5 separate regions of the Mus musculus genome follow, and regions 1, 2, 3 and 5 are each linked to region 4. The links are chromatin loops, found by intact Hi-C in ENCODE. Cell type or tissue: gastrocnemius. All regions are shown on one strand. Region 1 holds the start of Pard3 (par-3 family cell polarity regulator). Region 2 has its middle 15 kb from the start of Gm29688. Region 3 has its middle 7.7 kb from the start of Gm29688. Region 4 overlaps Pard3 (par-3 family cell polarity regulator). Region 5 holds the start of Tarbp1 (TAR RNA binding protein 1).

Region 1 (5,000 bases), 75 kb before region 4:
CAATCATTTGATGTCCTGCCCAGGCTTTGTTAGCATACTATATACCATGGCCACTAGACTCTGCTATGTTACAGGCTCTCACATACTAGTGTATATATATATATACACATATTATATATACACACACATATATATATACATATATATATAATATGTCATACATGTCATATAACATAGCATATATAATATAGCATTAAGATTTTTCATATACAATTTTGTTTGATCCTTACAATTTATGAGATGCATCTCACCAATTTCTTTCCTCAGCTGGCAAAGACAAGGCTGGGGAGAGAGTTAACATCATAGTTGAAAGTACTATTGTTCAAACCTAGAACTTAACCTAAATCAGTGCCTTTTTGTTTTTTTGGACAAAGTCCACTAGCAACTTTATACTCCTCCCATGTGTCAAAAACAGAAACACTACCTTTAATTACCCATAATTATTGTGGGTGCAAGTGTTGTTTTTATTTATATTTTATTTAATGGCTCTCTCTCTCTCTCTTTCTCTCTGTGTGTATGTGTGTGTGTGAAGGTCAGTGGAAAATTGTTGGGGGCTGTTCTCTTTTCTCACCATGTAGGATCTGGGGTTAGAATTCAGGTAGTCTTGGTGGTCGGCACCTGGCAGGCTGAGCCATCTTGGTGGCCCATGGACACAAGTATTGCTAAGATCCCAAACAAGAAAACCTCAGCAGGACTCACCGACATAGTGCGACCAGCACAGGCACTGGTAGACAAGTTGAATGATAGATATAGCCATGTAGAGATAATAAGAGTCTTTCCCATGGCTATGTGCACGCAAGAGTTCTCTTGTGGACTTTGGGAGGGTGAATTCTTGACGGACCCCTGAAAGGACGATACATTTGCTGGGACCAGTGATCATCGGATGGACTGAGAGCAGTCAGAAGGGAGAAAATGTGATGTTTCCTCTGACCTAGAGCCGCATGGCCAAGGAGACTGTGCAGGAGTCTAAAAAGCCAAGGGATTTCTTTGTTTTGCTTATTATTTTTAAAAGAAAGGAGGGATGGATGGAGAGCCCTCAGCACCAGCTGTAGATGCTCAAATTCTGGGGACCACAGGAGTTTTAATAGGCTTAAAATATCATGCAAATTAACTGTCAAACTGAACTTACTGTATTGTGTGGGACAAACTCAGGTCAACAGCGACTCTCTTGAAGTTTGCCATTCTTTGAAGACAACATTTATTTAAGGATCACATTTTCTAAGTAAGTCAGAAAGCAGCTTCAGTCACTTCTCTAGACTTGGTCCACTTTGTTATTAAACACCTTAGAGTTTGCTTATCACCCACTCCCTGTGGAGTTGGGGGTGTGTCAGTGCCTGAGTTTTGAGGCAGCCTTAGCAGCGAGGGAATAGCCTATCTAGAACAGCCTTCCCTCCGAGCGTTCGTACTGTGTTTTTTTTCAGAGGGTTTTAGGTTGCTTAGATTGAGGAATTTTCAAGAAACAGATGTATTTGAACTGCGGTGTTAAGTCCTGCTTATTTAAACAAGTGGGTCACCAAGAAACTTTAAGGTAAATAGTGGCCTCAAGAGGAAGTACCAGGGCGTCCACGCGTCTTCAACCTCTCTCGGGAGCAGCCAATTAATCTCTGCTACAGAACAGCGCCGCCCGGCCTTGCACCGGAGCCAGGCACTTAGGATAGAAACCCTGCTTTGCCTGACCTGGAGCTTCCTATCTTCGCCAGCGCGACTCGGTGGCTCTCGGGCTCTAAAGGCGTCTCCGAGCTTAAACTGCTTTCTCCCAGGAAGGGGATTAAAAGTCACAAAGAAAGGAAGAGGACCTCGCTGGAGCCCTCTGGGGGCGTGGGTGGGGCGTCCCGGAGTGGGCCTCCCACTGCAGCCTACGGCAAGTGGGCTGGAGGAGGACGCGCCCTGCCCCGCGCTGGCCCGAGCACAGCGCCGCGGGCTGCGACGCGCTTCGCCGTGCGGTGAACCGAGCGGCCGGGCAGCGGCGGAGGCCTCGGGGCGCCCCGCCCTGCGCCTCCTCCTGCCGCCTGCGCGCGGTGCTGTGCGCCCAGCCCGTCGCTGCTCCTCCTCCCTGCCTCGCCGTCCCCTCCTCGGAGTCCCGACTGAGCGCGAGCGCCACACGGCCCCGGGCCGCCGCCGAGCGCGCCAAGACGCCGAGACGCCGAACAGGTGGCCGGAGGCTGCAGGCGCCCGGGCGGGGACAGGCAAGGCCAGGCGAAGGCGGCCGGGCTGGACATGGTAGCCGGGCAGCTCTGTGCGGCCGCCTGCTCGCGCCTCTAGCCGCCGGCGCGCCGGCGCAGCGGCCCCACCGCGCCCTGCGTACAGTCTCCCGGCCCAGCGCCGCTCCGGCCACGGACAGCGAGGGACGGCGGCATGAAAGTGACCGTGTGCTTCGGGAGGACCCGGGTGGTCGTGCCGTGCGGAGATGGCCGCATGAAAGTTTTCAGCCTCATCCAGCAGGCGGTGACCCGCTACCGGAAGGCCGTGGCCAAGGTGAGTGGCCTGGGGCGCGCGGCGGGGAGCGGACGGGGGAAAGGCGCGGGGATCAATATGGCGCTTCCTGGAGACGGAGGAGGGAGACCGGGAGGCGGGGAAAGGGAAAGTGCCGCAGCCGACGGCCTCGCCGGCGCCCCCGGCCCGGACCCGCGGCCGTAAAGTTCTCGGCGCGCTCCGGCTGGGCCGCGATCGCCACCCTCACGGTCCCTGGACACTGTCTGGGTCCTCCGGGCTTAGGAGTGGACGGCCGGGTGCCCAGAGCCCGCACGGGGCGAGGCAGAGTGCGGCACGCGGGAGGCGCGGCGTTGCCTGGCGGGGCGCCTTTGCCCGACCGTCCGCGGGCCCTGGCAATCCAGCTCCAGGCCTCTCCCGGAGCAGGCCTGTCCCGGAGGGTTGCCCACGGAACTTTGGGGAGTGTGGGAAGAGTTGAGCGATCTGGTACACGCGGGAGCCGCAGCCGGGCCGTGGACCTTCTGTGTTCTTGCGGGATCTCCGAGTCGCGCGTGCAGCCGTGTTTGGGTCGGCCAGGCTCATGGGCTAAGGTGGGGGCGATGGAGTGGCTCCGGTGCTCGGCTCCTTAAAACACCTAAGCCTAGACTCGCTCCTGGAGTCAGAACTCCCTCTGGCTCTCTACCCCTACCTAGCTGGATGTGCTCCAGTGAGGAGCCCGGGCTTCACTGGGCCTGGGGTCGAAGTAGCCTCTATTTCTCTGTTTTCCTCATGGAGAACATTGTCTCCATTAAACCGCATTCCTCCATAATAGGTCAGAAGTGGAAGGGCGTTTTGTAGGTTGTTTTACCCTCTGTGTTTGACAACAGCCCACGCTGAAGTTTCGTTCTAGCACCTGAGGATATTTCCTTTGTATGAGAGTGGAATGTGTTCCCTTTGGTATTTCCCCGTCTGTTGTCTGTTCAGTGGCCTGCCTTCTGTGACTTCAGAACAAGCGAGAGGAGAAGGTGGCTTTGTCTGCATATGTCGCTGAATGCTCGTGGGTCACCCTCCATTTTTCGCTGAAATTAAGAAAGGGCAAAATGGTTACACCGTTGTTTTGTTTTGTTTTGTTTTTAGTCTGTGTTGGAAAATATAACACAAGATTGCCCCTTTAAGGAGACTTTGGGGGATGGTTGGCAATCTGGTACAGGGATAGGAGATGCTGAGTTCAACAGCTGTAAGTGTTCTTCCAGTTGGTCGAACTCATTGAAAAATCAAACAACATTAGTGGAAATTGGGCACCTGTTTATCTTGTAAAGCTGACAAGAGGGGAAATCCTCTGTAACTTCACACTTAAGTGTTTTAAGCATCATTTCTGACTGACAGTTGGTGATTTACTATTGTAAGGGAAAACCAGGTTGTCTTTGTACTCTGCAGACAAACATCATTAGTTGTGAAAGAAAAGAAAAATGGCAGTAACATATGTAGAATATAGAAGTGTGCCTACTTCCAGAGCAGAGAGCATGACCATGTTGACCTCTTGCTTTGCCGATTTTGTTTGTAAAGCTAGCCATGTTTCTTTCATCTTGCACACCCTGGGCAATGGTCAAGTTGCCTGTTGGGAAATACACAGGTAACTGTTTGACTGGCTGAATTATTAATTTTTCCATAGGAATGAAACATTTACTATTTCAAGTCATATTAAGTATTTATTGTGTTGTGGGTGTTGGGCATCTAAGGGATATGTAGGATTCTTTGTTCTTAATAGGTTGTGAGAGTCTGAGACAAGATTCTTGTGATCCCTCAGGTGGGGACAGCCGTGGTGTTTCTGTGGGGAAATGTTGTCCCTGGGATGTTGGAAGGATAGAGTTGAGGGCCCTTGCTGATAGGTGTGGACTATTCTTCACTATCAGCAGTGGCTGTCCAAAGTCAAGGGGGAGGGGTGATGAAAGGGTCCCAGAAAGAGTAGGAGGTCTGAGTGACTTCTAGCTGTGAGAAGACCAGGTGGGAGAAATGAGGGATGGAAGAGAGACTGTGACATTGGACTAGTAGACAAGACAGTCAGAAATGATTTACTAGTTCCAAAAAACTCAGTTTAGGAGATGGTGTGTGTGTGTGTGTGTGTGTGTGTGTGTGTAGTGAATGTTTTTCTATGTGTGTGTGTTCTGTTCAGAGGCCAGAGGTCATTGCTGGGTGTCTTTCTCAGTTTTTCTGTGCTTTCAAAAGAAATATTTGAGATGAAATATTACAGAACCTGGAGTTCAAGGCCAGCCAGGGCTACATAAACCTCTCTCTGAAAAAGATAGATTTTGCAATAGTTGGAGTTTAACTATTGGATCACAAGACTTTTGACTCATAAGTGTTCAAAGGGCTGGGCTCATAACACATAGCTTTACTCCCTGAACTTGGAGGTAGAGGCAAGTGAATCTCTGTGAGTTCAAGGCCAACCTCATCTGCAGAGTGAGCTCCAGGTCACACAAAGCTACATAGTGAGAACCTGACGAACAAACAAACAAACAACACACAAACAAACCACAAATAAGCCAAAACCCCAAACCAAAAAAACGAGGGCTGACTCAGTCACTAAGAGC
Region 2 (5,000 bases), 150 kb before region 4:
CTTCTCCACCAGTGAAATGAGCCAATTCCAGTCAGGTTAGAGTATATTAAAGGCAGGTTTATTGGGAAGCCACTCTTGGGCAGGTTCACTGTCCCCAAGGAAGGAGGCCAGGGAAGTAGCCATGGGGAGAGGGGGCAGGGACGGGGAGGAGAAGAGTGAGAGCGACAGACCAACAGACCCCGAGGTATCTGGATTATATAGGGAAGAGCCTCTGGGGGAAGGGCAGCTAAAGTTCAAGGTTGGGGGCAGGGTGTGCCAGATAGGGACCAAGGGATGCTGAGAGAACCTGGGGGTCAGGTCTGTTTTGATATGTAAACTATGAATCTCTCAGTCCCTTGTCCTGGGGTCCGAAACCAACCAGTGACTCGATCGGGAATGAGCATAGCTGAGTGTGGCGCTATTTTCTGCTTCTTCCCTTGGGATGTCCAGGCCCGATGCACACTGGGCAGGAAAAGACCGGTCTGCAGGATCCCGGTCCACCAGTGAATGCCCAGGGGAGCTCTCCTCCGAAGATTTCAGTGTTGCAGCTCTTTTAGAGGACATTTACTGATAAAGCTTTCTTAGAAAGTATTCAAAACAGCGTGTGCGCACAAACTTTGTTCCCGGTGAATTATGGGAACTATATATATGAACTTTGGAGAGGGGGAAGGGGTTCTTCTTAGTGTTAAATTTAATTGGCTGAGGTTTATGAGGATAGCTCATTTGCATGGAGATTGTTGGGGCTTCTTGTGTGTGTGTGTGTCTTAGTCAGGATTTCTATTCCTGCACAAACATCATGACCAAGAAGCAAGTTGGGGAGGAAAGGGTTTATTCGGCTTACACTTCCACATTGCTGTTCATCACCAAAGGAAGTCAGGACTGGAACTCAAACAGGTCAGGAAGCAGGAGCTGATGCAGAGGCCATGGAGGGAGGTTCTTTACTGGCTTGCTCCCCCTGGCTTGCTCGTCCTGCTCTCTTATAGAACCCAAGACTACCAGCCCAGAGATGGTCCCACCCACAAGTGGCCTTTCCCCCTCGATCACTAATTGAGAAAATGCCTTACAGTTGGATCTCATGGAGGCATTTCCTCAACTGAAGCGCCTTTCTCTGTGATAACTCCAGCTGTGTCAAGTTGACACAAAACTAGCCAGTGATGGGGATTTTGATTGCGGTTGCATTGGAGTTGCAAATAGCTTTTGGTGGACTGGTCAACTTCATAATATTAGTTCTACCAACTCATGGGCTTGGGTTGTTGTTAGCATTCTGTCTAAGCTCCACCCCACAGTTACCTGGTAACAGCCAGGTAGGCCTGACCCACTATAAAAGGGGCTGCTTACCCCCTCCTCCTCTCTTGCTCTTCTCTTGCTCTCTCCCTGCTTCGCTTCCCCCTTCTCTCCCCATTCCCTCCCCACCTCTCTCCACATGATTATGGCCAGCCTCTACTCCTCTACTTCTTCTCCCTCTCCCTTTCTCTCTCTGCCTTTCCCTGCCTCTTTCCCTGTTGACTCCTGCCTCTATTACCCTGTTGACTCCCCTCCCCATGTCCTGAATAAACTCTATTCTATACTATACCATCGTGTGGCTGGTCCCTCAGGAGGAAGGGATGCCTCAGCCAGCAGAGGCACCCCCTTTTCCCATACCTCACTATACCTCCATAGAACATATCCCCCCTCTTTATCTTTTTATGAACACAACAGTTGTCTTTTCACTTTCTAGTGTCTTCTCATCTCTTCCTACCATAAAGTTCTCTTCCTACCATAAAGTTCCTGCTTGCTTACCTTTATTCCTAGATATTTTATTTTCTAACAGGCTATTATAATATAATATTTTCAGAAATTGTGAGAAGAAATAAAAAAAAACCTGAGATACTTCCAGGAAAAAAAAATTCTTTGGAAAAGACAGACACATGTACAATAACAGAAGGAAGATGGATACAGAGACTGAGGTTTGTTGTGTGGAACAGTGGGAAATTCAGTGTCCTGGTGAGTTCAGTGACAGCAGGGACCACAGCTCTAGGCATTATGTTTGCTTCCTTCCCTGCTCTCTCTGCCTTGACGTTTCCACTCTTCAACCCTGCCTGGCAGGACATATGTTGTTATCCATCACATGACTGTTAATGTCTTTTAAAGAGAAGCAATGAGGGGCTGGAGAGATGGCTCAGTGGTTAAGAGCCCCAACTGCTCTTCCGAAGGTCCTGAGTTCAAATCCCAACAACCACATGGTGGCTCACAACCATCTGTAATGAGATCTGATGCCCTCTTCTGGTGCATCTGAAGACAGCTACAGTGTACTTAGATATAATAATAAATAAATCTTTAAAATAAATAAATAAAGAGGAGCAATGAGGGTCAGGAGAGAAGCAAGGTGCATGACTTCAATTTCTGCACTCTATGCTAGGCCTAACCTTAGGACATTGCTCACTGAGCACTGTCCTTGTGCTGTCTGGTTTTGTGTCAATTTGACACCATCAGAGAGGAGGGAGCCTCAATTGAGAAAATGCCTCTATAAGATCAGGCTGTAGGCAAACCTGTGGGGAATTTCCTTAACTAATGATATATGTGGGAGGGTCCAGCCCATTGTGGGTGGGGTCACCCCTGGGCTACTGGTTCTGGGTTCTACAAGAAAGTAAGCCATGTGGAGCAATATAAACCAGTAAGCAGCATCTCTCCATGGTCTCTGTATCAGCTCCTGCCTCCAGGTTCCTGCCCTGCTTGAGTTCCTGCCCCCATTCCTTTTGATGAAGAACTGTTATATGGAACTGTAAGTGAAATAAACCCTTTCTCCCCAAGTAGCTTTTGGTCATGGTGTTTCATCACAGCATCAGTGAACCTAACTAAGACAGTCCTATTGCTAACAAAACTATACTCAAGTCCTGAGGAGGCACAAGTCACCAAGGGTACTCCAGTCTCTAAGCTAAAAGCATTAGTCCCAGTGACTGTGGCTGCTCTCCAGATGGGGAGTGGAGAGGGAAGCAGAGTTAGAGATTCCCTGTAGGCAGGCAGACAGAGAGAGGGGTCATGACTAGGTAATAAAGATGGCAAGCTTCCAAGATGGCTGCCTTTTCCCCACTGAGACTGGTGTCTGGCAGCTTAAAACAAAGGTCTGGCAGGCTTTTCTCCCACCAGTGGGGCCCACCTGCTCATGGACCAACCAGAGGTGTCCACAGCAGAATCAGGAGTTGTTTTACACCACGCTGAAGGCCAATCAGCCCTCCTTTGTTCAAACTCACTTGCCCCCATTTAAGAGAAGATCTTTGAAAGACTTCAAAACAACAACAACAACAAACCACCACCAACAAAGATACAGCCCCGGAGAAGAGATAGGATCTTGGGGCTCCTGAGCCGTCCTCCCTTTTGCAGAGGGTCTTTCTGTTTTTGTGCCTGCTTTGTGTGTGTGTGTGTTCTTAGCCCCAGTTAAACCCTCTTTTCACCATCTAATCCTGTTTGCCGTGTTTGGTATTTTCCCCTTGGTAAATGTCACACTGTTTTTCCCTGTCTTTTGATTCTCTTATTGGCTAGATCCAGAAATGCTCACACGTGACAGCTCATGGATGATTTGTCTAGGAGCACAGGATGGGGGGCATGAAAACTGGCCACAAAGAAATGGAGAGGCCTAGCTCAAGCACCGGAAATAGCAAAGGGGTGAGAACATGAAATATGTTTTGAGCACCCAAGTTACAGGATTACTCTGGGGGGAGGGATGTATGTATTGGGCCATATGAATAATTCACCCTGTCCCTTCTGTCACCCGTTCTGATACTTTTAATGACATCTTGTAATTTTATAAGGCAAAAATGCGTGATGCTAAATGAGGAGGAAATAAAAAGGTAGATTTGTAGTCTGCTGCCAAGACACCAGCAGGATGTAATGAGCATCCGTGTCAGCATCCTTTGGTACAGAGAGCGTGGTCTGCAGCTGGTGAGTTCCTTTCTGATACAGATTGTGGGAGCCTCCCCAGTCTGAAGACCCACTGAGGCAGAAATAAAAATATAGGGACATCCTCTGACTCTCTTTAGAAACAGCCTGGCCAGTGGTTGATGGCGCCTTAGATGAAGACAGCAGGAGATTCACTTGCCCAGAGAAGGTCAAAGACCTCCTGTGATAAGGAAAAAAATCCAGTGCAGTGACCTGCAGAGAACAGCTGGGAGCCAGAGAGTTAAAGGCAACATGATATACCTGGATATGTAATAGGAGAATGGCAGGAAAAATGATCCTCTTAAAGAGAGATGCGCTTATAGACCTCAGGGTCTCTCACTTGATGTAGCTGCTCCCACACCTGCTAAGCCTATCTCACTCAGAGAGCATTCATTTTCTATTATTCTTTTTTTCTCCTCCTCCTCCTCCTCCTCCTCCTCCTCCTCCTCCTCCTCCTCCTCTTCTTCTTCTTCTTCTTCTTATTCTTATTCTTATTCTATCCTATTACTTACTTTTATATATGTGAGTACACTGTCACTCTCTTCAAACACACCAGAAGAGGGCATCAGATCCCATTACAGATGGTTGTGAGCCAACACGTGGTTGCTGGGAATTGAACTCAGGACCTCTGGAAGAGAAGCCAGTGCTCATCTCTCCAGCCCTTCTATTACTCTTTCTGCATGTCCCTTTGATCCCAGGAAACACCCAAGACCACTGTCTCAGCACTTCTAACATTGTTCTAACTAAGTTTGTAGAAATGAAGAAACTGTGAAGACATATTCTCTGTTGACCACGGAGCCAGTGAACCCTGGTGAATTGGAATTTCCTCAGGAATTGCCTGCTAGCTGAAGGAAAAGGCTAGAGCCTGGTGCCAGACTGAGGGGACTGTGTCTCTTGAATGGTCTCACACAGTTCTCACAACTTGTCAGACTGCTTTGTAAGAGAGACTGGAGCCATAAATGATGGGTCAGTGGGTGATGAATGAGATAACACCATGGCTGGGACTCCTTAGCTGAACACACCTGTTACCCTCTATTTACCCTGAACTCTCATCTTGAGACCTAGCTAAGAGACTTACGAGTCACTGAATCTCTTTGTTCTTGTCG
Region 3 (5,000 bases), 150 kb before region 4:
AGAGGGTAATTCCTGAGCGCCACCTAGGGCAGAAAAAATTTCAAGGCAAATGACCACAACTGTTATCTCAAAGGAAACAAGAGATGGCTTACTCTGGAGCCATTTTGAAGGACACTGGCCTGGGAACACAGATTCAGGTTCCCCCAAATTCCATGTTCCAATGTCGCATGTAATTTTTGCTTCCCAACCCTCACCTAGGTTCCCCTGGATCCTCAGATGAAAAACAAAAACAACAACACACATACACACATATCTCTATCTATCTATCTATCTATCTATCTATCTATCTATCTATCTCCTTCTCTCTTTCTTTCATCTATCTATCTTTCTATCTATATCTCACAGAACTATACTGAGCTCTGTGCCACATGTAAAGAAGGTCCCTTAGTTAGGGTTTCACTGTTGTGAACAGACACCATGACCAAGGCAACTCTTATAAGGACAACATTTAATTGGGGCTGGTTTACAGCTTCAGAGGTTCAGTCCATTATCATCAAGGTGGGAACATGGCACCATCTAGGCATGCATGGTGCAGAGGAATTGAGTGATTTCTTGTATAGATAACCATGAGGCCAACCAGACTGAAGTCAGTTCTGCTTTCTGTGGTGGTATATAGCCTTGATTTTAGTGAAAGGCTTCAGTAGGCTGGTGTCTGTTTGCACCCTGACAGATCTGTGATGTAGTAATCCCTTATACTTATAATAGATGGAGCAGTGCCTTCAGCAATGGGAACATTTTAGTGTCTTTATACAGAGAGATATGTGGTATGTGTATATAGTTATGTCTCTAGGCAGAATGTGACAATTTATTAACTTGTTCATTTCTAGTTACATTGTTATAAATTATATTAATGTGGCTTTCAAAATGTTGCATCTAAAGCTATTAGTTTTGTGGGCTTTACATTTCTATATTAATGCTTCCAGTTATAGTGGGATAAAACTAACTTCTGGGGATATTCTCTGGGTCTGTCTACAGTACCCTGTTGTTAGGTTTCTAAATTTCCCATGAACGTTCTCTTGGTGTGATGAAGTTTGACCTTACAATTGGTACCCAGTGCCCGTTGTGATGTCTGCATCGGAAACAACAAGTCCATCTGTGGTGTCCCTTACTGAAAAGGACACTCTGGAACAGGGGGAGTTTGTTTCTGTTTGTGTTTCTGTTTTGAAGACAGGGCCTTACTATGGCTGACCTGAAACTCTTTATGCAAACCAGGGCCCTGCCTTCAATTCCCAAGATCTTTCTGCGCCCCCCCCCCCCCCTTCTCCTCCTGGAATGCAGAGACTAAAGATGAACACACCACTGTGCCAGGCCAAGCGTTTCTTCTTAGTGCCCCCAACCACCCCCACAAACAAGGAAGTTCCTACTAGATGATCATAACACATATGGGATCGGATATTGAGTTCATTCCACCATGACACAGCTAGAGAGAGAACTTTTAGCTGGGCATTTGAAGGCCAATGTTCCATTGCACTATGTGGTGCTAGCTTTATGTCATCTCAACACAACTAGAGTCATCTGTAAGAAGGAAACTTCAATTGAGAAAATACTTCCAGAAGACCAGGCGGCGAGGACCTTAGGACATTTTCTCAATTAGTTATTTATTGATAGGGAAGGGCCCCGCCCATTGTGGGTGGTACTATCTCTGTACTGGTGGTCCTGGGTTCTATAAGAAACCAGGCTGAACAAGCCATGAGGAGCAAGCCAATAAGCAGTAATACTCACGGCCTCTGCATCAGTTCCCGCTTCCAGGTCCCTGTTCTGTTTTAAGTTCCTGTCCTGAATTTGATGATGAACAGCGACAATGAAGAATAAGCCCAACAAACCCTTTATTCTCCAACTTACTTTTGGTCGTGATGTTTTGTCGCGGCAATAGTAACCCTAACGAAGACAGACAGAAGACGCTAGAAAGTTCTCCCATGAACGCTGGGTTCCTGTTTCCCGGATACTTTTCCACCCTGGCTGACAGCTTTGAAATGACCAAGGTAATTAAGGCAGGAGACGCAGGTGAGCGGCACTGTATTCTTCCTTCCACAAGGTGGCGTGCCACGCCTACTAGGCACATTTTCATTCCCTGGCGACAAATGCACAAAGACTTTTCGCCAGGAGAGGTCGCAGAAACACTACCGGTTTTTCTCCACCTGTTGAGTGGGACCATCTTTATCTACACAGCACAGAACTGTGGTCAGGATGGAGGAAGGTGATCATTTTAACCCCGGTGACTATTTGTGAATTAGAAGTTGGCATGTGGCCCTATTCTATCAGTGTTATATTAAAGGTTTTAGCTAATTCTCCCTGAATAAATAGCATAAGAATAGAAAAGGTATATCATTTTTATCTGCAGACAGTATGATAACACTTCTGCAAAACACGAGACCATCAAAACAGTGAAAAAGCTACTATTAACATTAAGAAAAAGTTGCAAGTTGATTGACCAATAATTAGTATATATGAATTAACAATTTTTAAAAGCAAAAACATATTTTAATGAATATTGAACAAACGACTATGTATTTTCAATTTTATTTTAATTCTCTGTGTGTGTGTATACACTAGTGCCATGTGGTCCCGTATTTAAAGCATACCCATACACAGGACTCTGTCCTTCCTAGGCATGGCTCTGACATGAAGTGCGCTCTAGACCATTTGATTTTCATGTGGAGAAGTTGTTTTAAGTTAACAGGCTGGCAAGATAGCTCAGTTGGGTAAGAGCACTGACTGCTCTTCCAAAGGTCCTGAGTTCAAATTCCAGCAACCACATGGTGGCTCACAACCATCTCAATGGAGTCTGATGCCCTTTTCTGGTGCTCTGAAGACAGCTACAGTGTACTTATTTATAATAATAATAATATATAATTATATTATATTTAATATAGTAATAAATAAGTGAGCAGGGACTGAGCGAGCGGGGTTGACCGGAGTGAGCAGAGGTCCTAAATTCAATTCCCCATAACCACATGAAGGCTCACAGCCACAGTGTATTCATAAACATAAAAAATAAGTAGGGCTGGCGATATGGCTCAGTGATTAAGAGCACTGACTGCTCTTCCAAAGGACCTGAGTTCAAGTCCCAGCAATCACATGGTGGTTCACAACTAACTGTAATGAGATCTGATGCCCTCTTCTGGGGTTACTGAAGATAGCTACAGTGTACTTACAGTGTTATAGCAGCCGGCAGCAGCTGGAATCACAAACTTCAACATGGTTTCTGATAGCAGGCTGGATCATGAACAACAAGAGTCTGAGGTACAGACCATCGACATCAACATAGCCTGAGGCATCAGCGCGGATCTCAGAATTCGGTCTTGCCTTTGGCAGCAGCACTGACCACGAAAGTCTTTCAAAGAGACTTAGTCCAGAAAATGAACATACTTCATCTTGATTATCTCGTTGTTCAGAGTCAGGGTGATCGTGCAGTTGGGCAGAGTGTCAGGGGCAGGACCTCCGAGAGAGAGCTCTAGGCTGCTTGCTGTACACCACTCAGCCCTTGGCACTGTCAACCCAGGCATAGCCAACAGGCTTGCAGTCCGCGGGCACAGCGCTGTGGCCGCTCTCCTCCCAGCACAGGGCAAGCAACAAGAATAGGGGCAGCAGCAGAGGCTCCACGATGCTTTGGTCTCGTAGTGGTACTGGCTTCGCAGGCGACCGAACCAGGTAAGCCTGCGGTGGCCTGTCTCCAGCAGCCCGAGAAGTCGCCGGACTCGTCAACGACACGCTCCTTTTCGAGAAAATTTTAGTCAAGCCTTAAAGATATAAGTTGAGAATTACAAAAGTGGCCTATGTGGCTAATGCTAAGGTGCTGAGTCTCTTTGAGACCCTCAGCCATGCTCCCAGCGAGTTTCTCAGCGACCTCCAACTCTGCTTCATACCGTCTATACTGAAATCATCTCTATCAAAATCACGGGTCTGTAGACAGCAGTTCCGAGTTGAGCCTGTACGGGGCACCACTGATAGCGAGCGGCGTTAGAGCCATATTTATCACAGTGTCTTTATCTGTCAGGTTTCTTAAAATGTTATTTTGTTAATAGACAAAGGTTATTAAATATTAATTTACCCCTGTCTCCTGTATTCATTCTTCCCCCGCCAAGCACTCCGTTTGTCTCTGCAAAAGGTTTTTGCTCAGGAAAATCTACTAAAAGAGATTTCCATGATGCTGACTGACAGGGCAAGAGGAGCGGGCAGGCAGCCAGAAGTGCCAACTAGTCTGAGCTGTGGCCGCTCCATGAGAGATCACAGCTGGGACCCAGCAGAGGAAGGGAACAGCAGTACCACTGGGGGTCCCTCTACTGCTCCTTACCAGGGTGTCCAGGGTTGACGTTCCTGTACCTGTGGACTACTCACTCTGCGAACCCGGATAAAGCATGCTGAGGAATGGGGCAGACAGCATGCTGAGAGAAAGAGGACCCAGAACCGCAGGAAGCCTAGGTCTTCCTAGACAGCTGTGAAGTCTGCTCAGCTGTGTCTCGCAACACCAGCCAGTCAGCCAGGCCTGGGCTACCCACACTCAGCTTGATCCCTCGGCCTATCCTCCTAGGATGTTGCTCTTGTCCAGCTGCTGGCTGTAAATAAGGTGTGGCACAAAAATCACTTTCCCAGATTGGAGATATGTGTGTGTAGCCAATGCTTGGATGAAGTTTGTTCTCCTCCATAGTGGCTTTGCCAAGATTTTTTGCAGGTTACACTTTTTTTTTTAACGATTTATTTATTTATTTTATATAAATGAGTACACTATCACTATTATTTATTTTATATATATGAGTATACTATCACTGTCTTCAGACACACCAGAAGAAGGCATCAGATCCCATTAAAGGTGGTTGTGAGCCACCATGTGGTTGCTGGGAATTGAACTCAGGACCTCTGGAAGAACAATCAGTGCTCTTAACTGCTGAGCTATCTCTCCAGCCCAGCAGGTTACACTTGTAAACTCAGTAAGATCAGATTTTTTTTTTCCAACCAGCAGAGGGTGTAGCTCCTAAAAGTATTGAGCTGGATGCTTAGAA
Region 4 (5,000 bases):
GAGTCGCAAGCCTGAGTTTTCAATGTCATTACCTATGCTTGCTCTAACTTGGGTCAAAAAATAGCCACAGCTGAGAGCTTTAGGAAATGGCATGCCTTCTGTGGATGGCTGAAACATATTTTAGGCAGAAATCGTGAGCCACACATTGATTATCCACAGAGAACTTTAGAGCTGGAAGGACTCAAACTTATTCCTATCTTCAGAAATTGATTCTTAAATACTGCCTTTCCCTGTTATGTGGGAGTGTGAGCTCCCCACCCAACCCCCCACGCGTTGACCCAAGACATCAGAATTAGTCATATCAGGAGTCAGGTAAATGCTGTTTCAGGAGCTGTGGAGACACTGCTTGTTCGCACAGTAACTTTGTTTCTTACTCATGGGAGATCTGTCATTCCGTTGACCCCCATCTGGATACTTCCCTTAGTGCGTCTGTGTTGGCCTAGCAGGTAACTACTGGTTAACTAACTGGTTACTACTGGTTAAGCTGATAGTTCTGGGGATTCCTCAGCTAAGAAAGCAACTTGGGGAGCAAGGGGTTTGTATGGTTTATGTTTCAGTGTCAACTGTTGATCCCCGAAGGAAATCAGGACAGGAACTCAAACAGAGCAGGAACCTGCAAGCAAGAGCTGATAGAGAGGCCATGCAGGAGCTCTACTTACTGGCTTGCTCCTCATGGCTTGTTCAGCCTGCTTTCTTTTAGAACCCAGGACCAACAGCCCAGGGGTGACCCCACCCACAAAGGCTCCCCTATCAATCATTAATTAAGAAAGCATCCTGCAGGTTTAGCTATAGCCTTACAGAGGCATCTTCTCCACTGAGGCTTGTCCTCTGAGATGACTCTAGCTTGTGTCAAGGTGACACAGAACTCTCCCAGCAGCGTGTGTGGGATTGCTCGTGGGAAGCAGACCATTAACAGTACTCCTTTCTATCTTTTGTCTTGAAATTACACATAATAAATGTGCAAATTCATGTGGTGTGCCTAAGATTCAGATTCCTGCTTTATGAAAACGGACCCAGTTGATTAGTAAACATTTTGTTAACGTTTCTGTGTTTTGTTTTGTTTCTTTTTGGGTGTGTGCACTCTGTTTACTGTAGTGATGATCAGATTGTTTGAATATTTGATGGGGATCAGGGACAGGATACCCAATTACATATAATTTAATACTTTACTGGGAAGTTTAGAAAGCCATTGGAAGACTTAGAATTCTTTTTTTCCTGACAAATTTAGAAATGAATGAGCATTTAAAAGAAGCAACAGTCAACAAAATCAGGATGGAGCTGAGTGGTAGCAATTCTTGTCTGGCTCCTGGAGTCTGGGCTCCACTTCAGTACTGCAAAGAAAACAGACTTCTTCAGTAAGGTGAGGTGTCAGAGGAGTGGAAGGAAACAGACAGGAGAATGGGGGATGGGCAAGCTGCTTAAAGTTAACATGAGTTGGAAAGTTGTGTATGTGTGTGTGTAAGGTTGACCTTTATCGCTGTCCACTTTACCTTGGTCACTGCTAGTTGTGTGCTTGAACACATGTATGCTCAACATGAGTGTATGGCAACCAGAGGAGTTGGCAGCAGGAGTCAGCTCTTTCCTGTCACCCTGCACCCTCTTACCAGCCTTCGGATTCTGAGTCAGGGTTTCTCACTGAGCCTGGTCATCTCAGCCGGTGTCCAGATACCCATTCCCCGCACCCCCCCCCCCCCACTATGATTTCCTGTTTCTGCCTTCTAGTGCCTGTTTACATATGCCCAGTGCTTATGTAGGCTCGAGGGATCCGAACTCAGGTCCTTACGCTTGCATTGCAAACACTTTACACATGGAGGTATTGTCTGAGCCACCCCCCCCCCCCCAAACATGGTGATTGCAGAGAGAAAAACCATAGCTCATGATGTAATTTCCCACTACAATGCATTAATTTTTTTTAACCTTAAAATATTTACCTAGGAAAACTTAAATAGTATTACTAGGTTTATAAAAGCTTAACATTGCTTAATTATTTTCTCCTGAATACTTCAGTCATTCACACTTCAGGTTAAAGTCTTTGAATGCAGTCATGACCTTTTGGCTTTCTTTTTTCTGCAGAGTGGGACTCATCTGCTTATGCTCAGAGAGCACCATCTGCTGGTGGCTTGGGTTTGGACACTAGTGAGAGAACTGTCTCCAAAGTAAAGTTGGAGCAGGAACTTAGCCAAGGGGTTGCTGCAGCCTGAGCACAGCCCCAGGCTTTCTCCTGCGTCACCTAGAAAGGAAGTAGCTGCTTAAGGTGGTAACCAAACCTGCAGCCCCAGGCTTGTCTGTCTCTCTCTAATCAATACTCCAGTTTATTTTAAAGCACAGCGTATCAGGATGATACAAGATTTACGAAGTGGTTGGATTTTCATTTTTCTCTACATGGGAACTAGCTGTGAAAATGGAAATCTAAACATTTTCTGATGAAAGGAAGCTGAGATTAATTACTGTGTTCTGATTAATATCTAATAACATTTTGATTTTTTTTTAGGACATAATTTGAAATCACAAGCAAACCAAACTGAAAGATGCTTGTGAAGTTAAGACAGGCACTGCCTGGAAAATCTGGAGAGCTCATAACAAAAACCAGAGGGGTTATGTGCCTATAAGGTACAAGGTAGCAAGAATGATATGAAGTTTTTAAGCATGTATTGTTATACCAGGCGCTGTCTGTCTGTCTGTCTGTCTCTGTCTGTCTCTGTCTCTCTCTCTCTCTGTATGTGTTTGTGTCTGGGTGTGCACACATGTACATGAGCTGTTCCTCTGGTGCCAATAATCCCTGTCTTTTGAGACAGCGTATCTTATTTAGCCAGGGAATTGCTGATTTTTAGCCAGTTAGTTCTGAAGCTGCTCCTGTTTGTTTCCTAGCAATGGGTTTGTAGGCATTGCCCACCATGTGTCACCATGCTCTCTCTGTTTTCCTAGGATTTGTCTAAGTTAGGTCCTCCTGTGTGTGTGTGTGTGTGTGTGTGTGTGTGTGTGCGTGTGTGTGAAGCACTTTACCCAGTAACAATATCAGACACTTTGAAGTATTAATCTTTGGCTGCCATGATTCCTAATGAGTGACAAGTCCTGGCTTAGACATCAGATTCTGGGCCCAATGTTCTTCTTTTTATCCATTTGGTTTTTTGAGATAAGGGTCTTGTTATGTAGTCCTGATTACTCTGACACTCTCTCTGCAGCCACGCCAGCCTCAGACCTACAGCAGATCTGTCTCAGTCTCCTGTGTGCTAAGACTATGAGTGTGTGTCACTGTGCCCGTGTCCAGCTGTCCTTCTTGAGGTACTTTTTGTGCTCTAGGTGAGACTTCTGTGAGGATGTATCACATTGTATCACATGTGTTGTCTTTATAACTCCTAGGCCTTTATGTAACTTTTTGGTCAGGTTTAACACAGTAATTTCGTCTTGATTGTGGCAAATTTATTTCATTTCTCTGTGCCGGTAGTTCACAGGGATCCCTTGTAGAGCACTACAAAATTGTGATTTCTTTTCTGTGTTGGTAACAGACTGGGAAAACTGCAATGCAGAAGGGCGCGATGCTCACTCTTCTGTTGAGTTTTAATGTATATTTATAATATGTTGAGTTAATGTATATTTATAATAATATTATACACACATATGCTTGATTGCAGATATTGGACAATTGTCTGATCTCTGTCATACAGGGTCATACTGATTGTATCACCTACCATATGTCTGATTTTTCCCTATACTAGTGGCTCCACTTGCTAGTTAATCATAACTGGTGAAATCAGCTTGGCACCAGTGCCTTCCAGACAAGTTTGCTTAGCACTTCTGTCTGTGAACAATGATCTCCTGGCTGCTTCATAAGATGTGAAATGTGAACTCCTGGGTGGCAGACCTCAGGCACCTCTGGGAAGTGCCCTGAGCTGCCTCCCTGGCTCCTTTTCCCACCCAGCTCAGAGTGTTTACCTTAGACCTGCACCTGGTACTGTGTGGCTGGGGCAAGAGAGTCAGTCACCTGCCAGGACTCTGTATTTATGTGGAGCCAGCTTCCTTCTGCCTTCGCTTCACGTGGTTCACTTCTTGCTCCTCTCTTTCCACAGTTCTCCCAGGGAAGAATGGGACATAACTAAAGAAGCAGCAATATTTGTGATTATGGTTCTTTTCCTCCCTCTAGAATAAGTCTGCAGTCCTCAACTCTTTTTGAGACAGGGTTTCTTTGTGTAGTCCTGGCTGTCCTGGAACTCATTCTGTAGACCAGGTTGGCCTGGAACTCAGAGATCTGCCTGCCTCTGCCTCCCAAGTGCTGGGATTAAAGGCATGCACTACCACTGCCCGGCAGATCTCAACTCTTGACTTAGTTTCTTCTGTGGCCACAGGTCTTTGTAAATCATGTCATACTGCCTAAAACTAGAGCCAAGTTAATTTAATTTTTGCCATGAGGTCATGCTGCTCTATGTTGGTTTTTTTTTGAGGGGTGGGGTGGGGGTGTTGATTTAGAATAGATGAATCATTTTCAAGATACCTAGCCTTTATTACCAAGCCAACAAAATCTCCCTCTCCCTCCTTATGTGTGTTTCTTGTCTATTTCCACTCTTTGAGACATGATCTTCTCTTGCTGAACCCAGAGCTGGCTGGTTGAGCTTCAGTGCTGGGTCATAGATACACTCTGCAGCACTTGTGGTAGGCCCTCATGCTTGTGCAGCCAGGATATTACCACCAGACTACTGCCTCAGACTTGATTTCCTTTCTGATGTGAAGCATTGCGCGTTTGTACTCAAGGTCTTCTCCTTACCTGAATAGTGTTCTGTTTCATCATAACATGTGACTTTTGGGAGGGGTGGTTCTTAAAGATAAGCTTTTCTTGAAATTGCAATGGGTTTAGCCTTGCTAGATAATTCTGAACCATTTTCATGATGTCAGTGGGATTGTAACTTGCTTTAGAGTATTTCACATTCCTTCTTTCTTCTCTTTTCGTTTTTCTCATCCCTTCCTCCCTCTCTTCTTCGGAACTTGTGTCATATAGTCTCCTTACA
Region 5 (5,000 bases), 670 kb before region 4:
GCTTTTTTGGCTACTCTGAGTTTAAAATTTTGTTTCTGTTTATTTGGGCTGAGAGTTTTTAAAGACAAAAATCTCCCAGGATAGCCTAGAAATTACTATATAGTCAAGGATGGCTTTGAACTCCAGAACGTCCTGCCTCCCCTGGGATGACAAGCACGTACCACCATGCCTATCTAACCGTGCTTTGTTTCCTTAAGATTACTGTTGTGGATGCCCAAACTCTACTTTCTTCCCCAAGACTCTACAGTAAAGGACTTCACAGAGGCTAATCCCAACAAAACTGAAACAACAAAAACAAAAATAATGTAGGAACAAACAAAGGAATAAAACTTAAAATTTGAAATTTTAAGCTGACTCTGGGGGAAAAAGAAAGTTTAGTTGACAGGGAAAGCCAAGAAATAATTTGATTTACCTTGAAACACCCCCCTAAAAGGAAAAAATAAACAACCTGAAATCCTAGGCAGCAAGTCTCTGCTTATGACTGGAGGTTATAAGCTGGGCTGAGCCATGGAGGGGTCTGCTCACACACATCAGAACAGGATGCTATGTAAAATGAAAGGGGTTATCCCAAAACAGTCTGAAAACTAAAATCTAAAACTAAAATCTGGTCATAGAAACAAGAAACGCAGAGAAAAGACTGGAAACCAAAGAAATTAACCAGTGAGTGAAGGAAACATCAAAATTCTAGAAAATCTATTGAAGAAGTTTCAATGCTGGCTGGGCTTTGTCGACTCGATACTAGCCAGAGTCACCCAGGAAGAGGAAGCCTCAACTGAGAACGGCCTCTATCTGACTGGCCTGTAGGCAAGCCTCTGGGGGAAATCTCTGACTCATGATTGATGATGGATGGTCCAGCTCTCTGTGGGTGGTGCCAAACCTGGGCAGGTGGTCCTAGATTGTCTAAGAAAGTAGGCTGAGCAAGCCAATAAGCAGCACCCCTCTATCATCTCTGCATCAGTTCCTGTCTCCAGGTTCCTGCTAACTTCTCTCAGTGATGGAGTGTGACCTGAGAGAAGTGTTCTGAAATAAATCCTTTCCTCAACAAGTTTCTTTTGGCCATAGTCTCTATTCCAGCAACAGAAAAAATAACTAAGACAAACAGACAAATGGTAAGTCCCAGAGGTTCCAAGTCAAGAAGAGAGAAGGAAAAAGGAAGCAAGGGAAGAAATAACCACCTGATTACTCAAGAAAACTTCCCCAAATCAAAGCTCATTGACTTCCAGACTGTGTAGGTGCACATGGATAAAAAGGAGGTTCCAGGATGCCAGGGCCCTAAACCCCTGGTACCCTATAGAGAAGTCACAGACTGCCCTTGAGCAGGATCCAGAATTATCTCAACTTCAAAACAACAAGAGTAGCATCTCCAGCTTCTAGATGGATGGATGGAAGCCTTTAAAATGTGGATGGAAATGTCTCCCCCATAGAAGTTGGACCTGAGCAAACTATCACTCAAGCCCTAAAGACAAAACCAAGCTGTTTACAGTCCCAGCTCTGCTTTGAATGCAGGAGGCCCCAAGAGAGCATTCCTGCAGAGACAGGAAAGATGGATCACCCACAAAACCACAAATGTGCAGAGACCATGAGGAAACACAATTCCAAACTTCAGAAAGAAAGCGTCTGAATCCTGAGTTCCAGATTCAGAGAGAGCAAGCGAGAGAGACCCTGGCCCAAAAATAAAATGGAGAATAATCAAGGACAACACCTGTTGACTTTAGGCCTGGGCGCAAGCACACACGATGACTTAAGGGTTATGTTTAGAAAGCACTAACTAACCCTGCTCCTAATATTCCTAAAGGGAATGTCAAGGGATTAATATTTGATTCCGTACCTCGAGTTTCAAACATTAACTTGGGTTACACAGCACCCTTCTTTCAGTTTGATACGGATGTCAACTTTTTTTCTATCAGGATGTAAAGGCGTGGAGCAGGCTTGGTTTTACACAGAGCATGCTACCGCGTGTGCGATATCTTAACCTTCACTGGGTCCACTTTTCCCAAAGTGCAGGAGGAGGCCGGTGTAGGGTACCACATGCAAGTGTCAAATCCGCTCAGGATGAGGTGGACGCCCCTTGAAGGCTGGTTTGAGGTAGCAGAGTGTGGCTGGGGCAAAGAGATAAGTAGGTGCCAGTCTGGAGAGATGGTTCAGGGGTTAAGAGCACTTGATGTTCTTCTAGAGGACTGGAGTTTGACTCCCAACACACACATCAGGTAGTTCACAATTGCCTTTAACTCCAGCTCAAGGGGATTTGATGCCCTCCCAAGCATACGCACGTGATGCACATAAACTTACACAGGCACGCGCGCGCGCGCGCACACACACACACACACACACACACACACACAATTTTGTTTTTTAGAGAGACAAGTGGGTACCTTTTGTGTCCTGGGGGCTGCAGGAGCAGTCCACCGCCAGCTCTGCAGACACCTGTACAGCCCTCTGCAGCAGGTAGCGCGCGCGCTTTCGCGTGAGCCCGTCCTGCGCGCGGCCCAGCCCCGCCTGGACGGTTCTCCAGAAGCGGCCGCAGAGACGGGCGTCGAGATCCCCGTGGCGCTCATGGTTGGTCAGCAGCTTCTCGGCCAGTGCGCTCAGCACCAGCAGTTCTGGCCCAGTGCTGCCCTCAGCTCCCGGTCCCGCGGAGCTCAGCGCGTCCCACGCCGCACGCAGAGCCGGTTCTGCGCTCTGTGCCAGCGCGGGCAGCAGGCGCGCTCCCACGGCCGGCGGCGCGTCCCCGGCCAGCGCCAGCTCCACAGACGCGCGCCCCAGGCGACGCAGCAGCGGGGCATCCTCCGGCGCGCGTAAACACGGCGCCACGGCGGCCAGCAGCTCCACGGCTGGCGCGCTCGGCAGCTCGCGCAGCGCTTCTTCGGCCAGAGTGACTGCCAGCTCCGGTCCTGCCAGGCGCGCGCACGAGCGCAGCGCCGCACTCGCCGCTCGGAGCACGCGGGGCCTCGCAGGCCCTCCGCCCTGGGACGCGTGCAGTAAGGGCACCAGGTGGTCCCTGGCCACCTCGTGTGCCGCCTTGGCCAGCGCGCCGGCGCCCGCGCCGCGCTCCTCCAGCCGCTGCAGCACCAGGCGCAGGGTCTCCGCCCGCTCCGCACTCGCCTCCCCGCCGCACAGCGCGCCCAGCAACTCGCCGGGCTCCCGACTCTGCGTTAGAAGCGCGTCCGCCAACACCCGCTCCATTTCGCGGGGAGTAGACCTGTGCGCGTGCGCCGGCCACCCTAAGCGCGAGTGCGCGTGCGCGGCGAGAGGTTCCCACCCACACATACCCTGCCCGGCATAGGACCGCATAAGGTTCCTTCAACTTTGTTGGGAGTGTGATGCCTCCTGCCACTCACAGTTTTTAGTAAAAAGAGTTGCTGCAGACATAGTATTACACCAGTTCCGAAGTTCCCGATTGGAAATAGGCCTAGGGCCTAAATTTTCTAGCTGGCCCTAAATTCACATAGATATCCTGCAATCCCCCCAGATGGCTGCTTTTTAAAAGGGTGCATGTTAAGAGTTACCACAAAGTCTCTAAAACAATGGATCACAAATGAAATCTGGATTTATGTTTTGAAAATAAGTTATGAGAGCTGAGAAGATTGGTCAGTAGGAAAAGGGCATGTTATGAAAGCATGAACATCTGAGTTAGGATCCCATGGAGAGGTAACTACCATCCTGCGTGGTGGAGACACATCTCCCCGCCGCCCCCCCCCTCCCCGACTCCCCCGAGTCGCTGATGAGCCAGTATGGCTGAGATCAGTTCCAGGTCCAGTGAGAGAGCCTGACTCTTTTTTTTTTTTCATTAGTAGTAAACTTTAATATTGTTCACTTTGCACAAGAAAAGTGGCTCACTAAGAGCTGGGGTTCTGAGGAGAGAATGTTTAGGCATAAATGGGGGAGCTGTGAGAGGCCTGGAGCCTTGGTGAGGGTGGGGCTCTGAGACTGAAACCCAGCCACCAACAAGGAAGAAACTAGCCCCACCAGTGTCACAATGGTGGACAGCTCTGTCCTCACCTTTGGCTGAACGCGGGACCCCTAGCCACCAGGCAGGGTCTGGGCTCCAGCCTGCATTGAGGCATCTTGGCAATCAAGAAGGGAACTGAAAACGGCTTCAGCGAGTGGACGATGGATGAGCCCGTTCAAGGCACAGTGTCCATTAGGAATGATAGGCCCGCGCTCCCCCTGCTCTCTGAGAGTCCAACCTGGGTAGGAGCTGGCAGGCCCCAGGTCCCCTCAGTTGGCAGAGTTGTATTGTAGGACTTGCTGAGAGGCAAAGAGCTTCTTGACAGCCAAGGCCTCTCCCGGCTGCCCCAGCACCAGACAGTTCTCTTTGTTGTCTGACCCAGCAGCCTGGGCTGAAGACTTCTTAAAGTAGCACAGGCGGCACACGGAGTGATACTTGTCGGCTCCGCCAATCACCTCCACCTCTTTCTCCAGACCCAGCCTCTTCGTGTAGGCAGCTTCTCGGAAGCACTCCATGCACACAGCGGTGAGCTTCACCACACTCTCCGCCAGGGGCACCAGGTTCAAGATGCTGCCGAAAGCCTTCCTCTGGAAGGTCCCATCCAGTGCTGCCACAATTACTGTCTTGCCCTCGTTGGCCATCATTTCACAGAAATCCACAATGTCAGGAAAAAACTGCCCCTCATCGATGCCAATGACGGCCACACTCAAGGACTCCTGGGTCACATCGCGGAGCATGCAGGCTGGCAATGCGTCAATGGTGTTCCGATCATGTGTGGAGAAGCTGTTGCTATAGCGCGTGTCTTTGGCATACTTGATGACCAGGCACTTGTACTGGGCGATCTGGAAGCGCCGGACTCTTCTCATCAGCTCCGTGCTTTTCCCTGAGAACATGGGCCCGAAAATCACCTGAATCTGCCCCCGGGTCTTGCTGGGGGAGCTGGGCAGCACGGTGGGTAGATTGATGTAGCTCATGGCAGCTGTGCAAACTTTAGCACCGAGAGTCCGTGGGTGGGGATATTTCGCCGCACTGCACGCAGCCTGGAACATTT

The links. Peaks named below come from ENCODE experiments on the same cell type or tissue, not always from the same donor. Only the 100,000 strongest peaks of a DNase experiment are listed, where the experiment ranks them.
Region 1: a loop joins it to region 4, with 5 times the contacts of the local background. A loop is called at or near these places in 19 of 42 quality-filtered maps.
Region 2: a loop joins it to region 4, with 7 times the contacts of the local background. A loop is called at or near these places in 36 of 42 quality-filtered maps.
Region 3: it touches region 4 in a loop (9-fold over the local background); 36 of 42 quality-filtered maps call a loop at or near these places.
Region 5: a loop joins it to region 4, with 3 times the contacts of the local background. A loop is called at or near these places in 6 of 42 quality-filtered maps.

What each region holds. Positions count from the first base shown.
Region 1 is chr8:127,061,999-127,066,998 of GRCm38, forward strand. Pard3 (par-3 family cell polarity regulator) reads left to right here and starts at 2,058. Exons shown (of 25, transcript NM_001309391.1): 1 at 2,058-2,475. The coding sequence starts at 2,356. In gastrocnemius, CTCF peaks have their summits at 1,626 and 2,023; DNase peaks (open chromatin) are centred at 1,354, 2,042, 2,470 and 2,751; H3K4me3 peaks cover 2,926 bases; H3K27ac peaks cover 2,680 bases.
Region 2 is chr8:126,991,721-126,996,720 of GRCm38, forward strand. No RefSeq gene overlaps it. Among named protein-coding and RNA genes, the nearest start is that of Gm29688, 15 kb to the left of the region's middle. In gastrocnemius, no CTCF peak of the experiment used is centred here; a DNase peak (open chromatin) is centred at 3,050.
Region 3 is chr8:126,984,603-126,989,602 of GRCm38, forward strand. No RefSeq gene overlaps it. Among named protein-coding and RNA genes, the nearest start is that of Gm29688, 7.7 kb to the left of the region's middle. In gastrocnemius, a CTCF peak has its summit at 3,954; DNase peaks (open chromatin) are centred at 2,068, 3,546 and 4,219.
Region 4 is chr8:127,137,228-127,142,227 of GRCm38, forward strand. The region is part of intron 1 of Pard3 (par-3 family cell polarity regulator); the gene reads left to right. Among named protein-coding and RNA genes, the nearest start is that of Pard3, 76 kb to the left of the region's middle. In gastrocnemius, a CTCF peak has its summit at 2,110 (motif pointing left); a DNase peak (open chromatin) is centred at 2,124.
Region 5 is chr8:126,471,883-126,476,882 of GRCm38, forward strand. Tarbp1 (TAR RNA binding protein 1) reads right to left here and starts at 3,183. Exons shown (of 30, transcript NM_001159907.1): 1 at 2,373-3,183. The coding sequence starts at 3,183. It also overlaps the pseudogene Gm6091. In gastrocnemius, no CTCF peak of the experiment used is centred here; DNase peaks (open chromatin) are centred at 2,805 and 3,200; H3K4me3 peaks cover 2,365 bases; H3K27ac peaks cover 2,554 bases.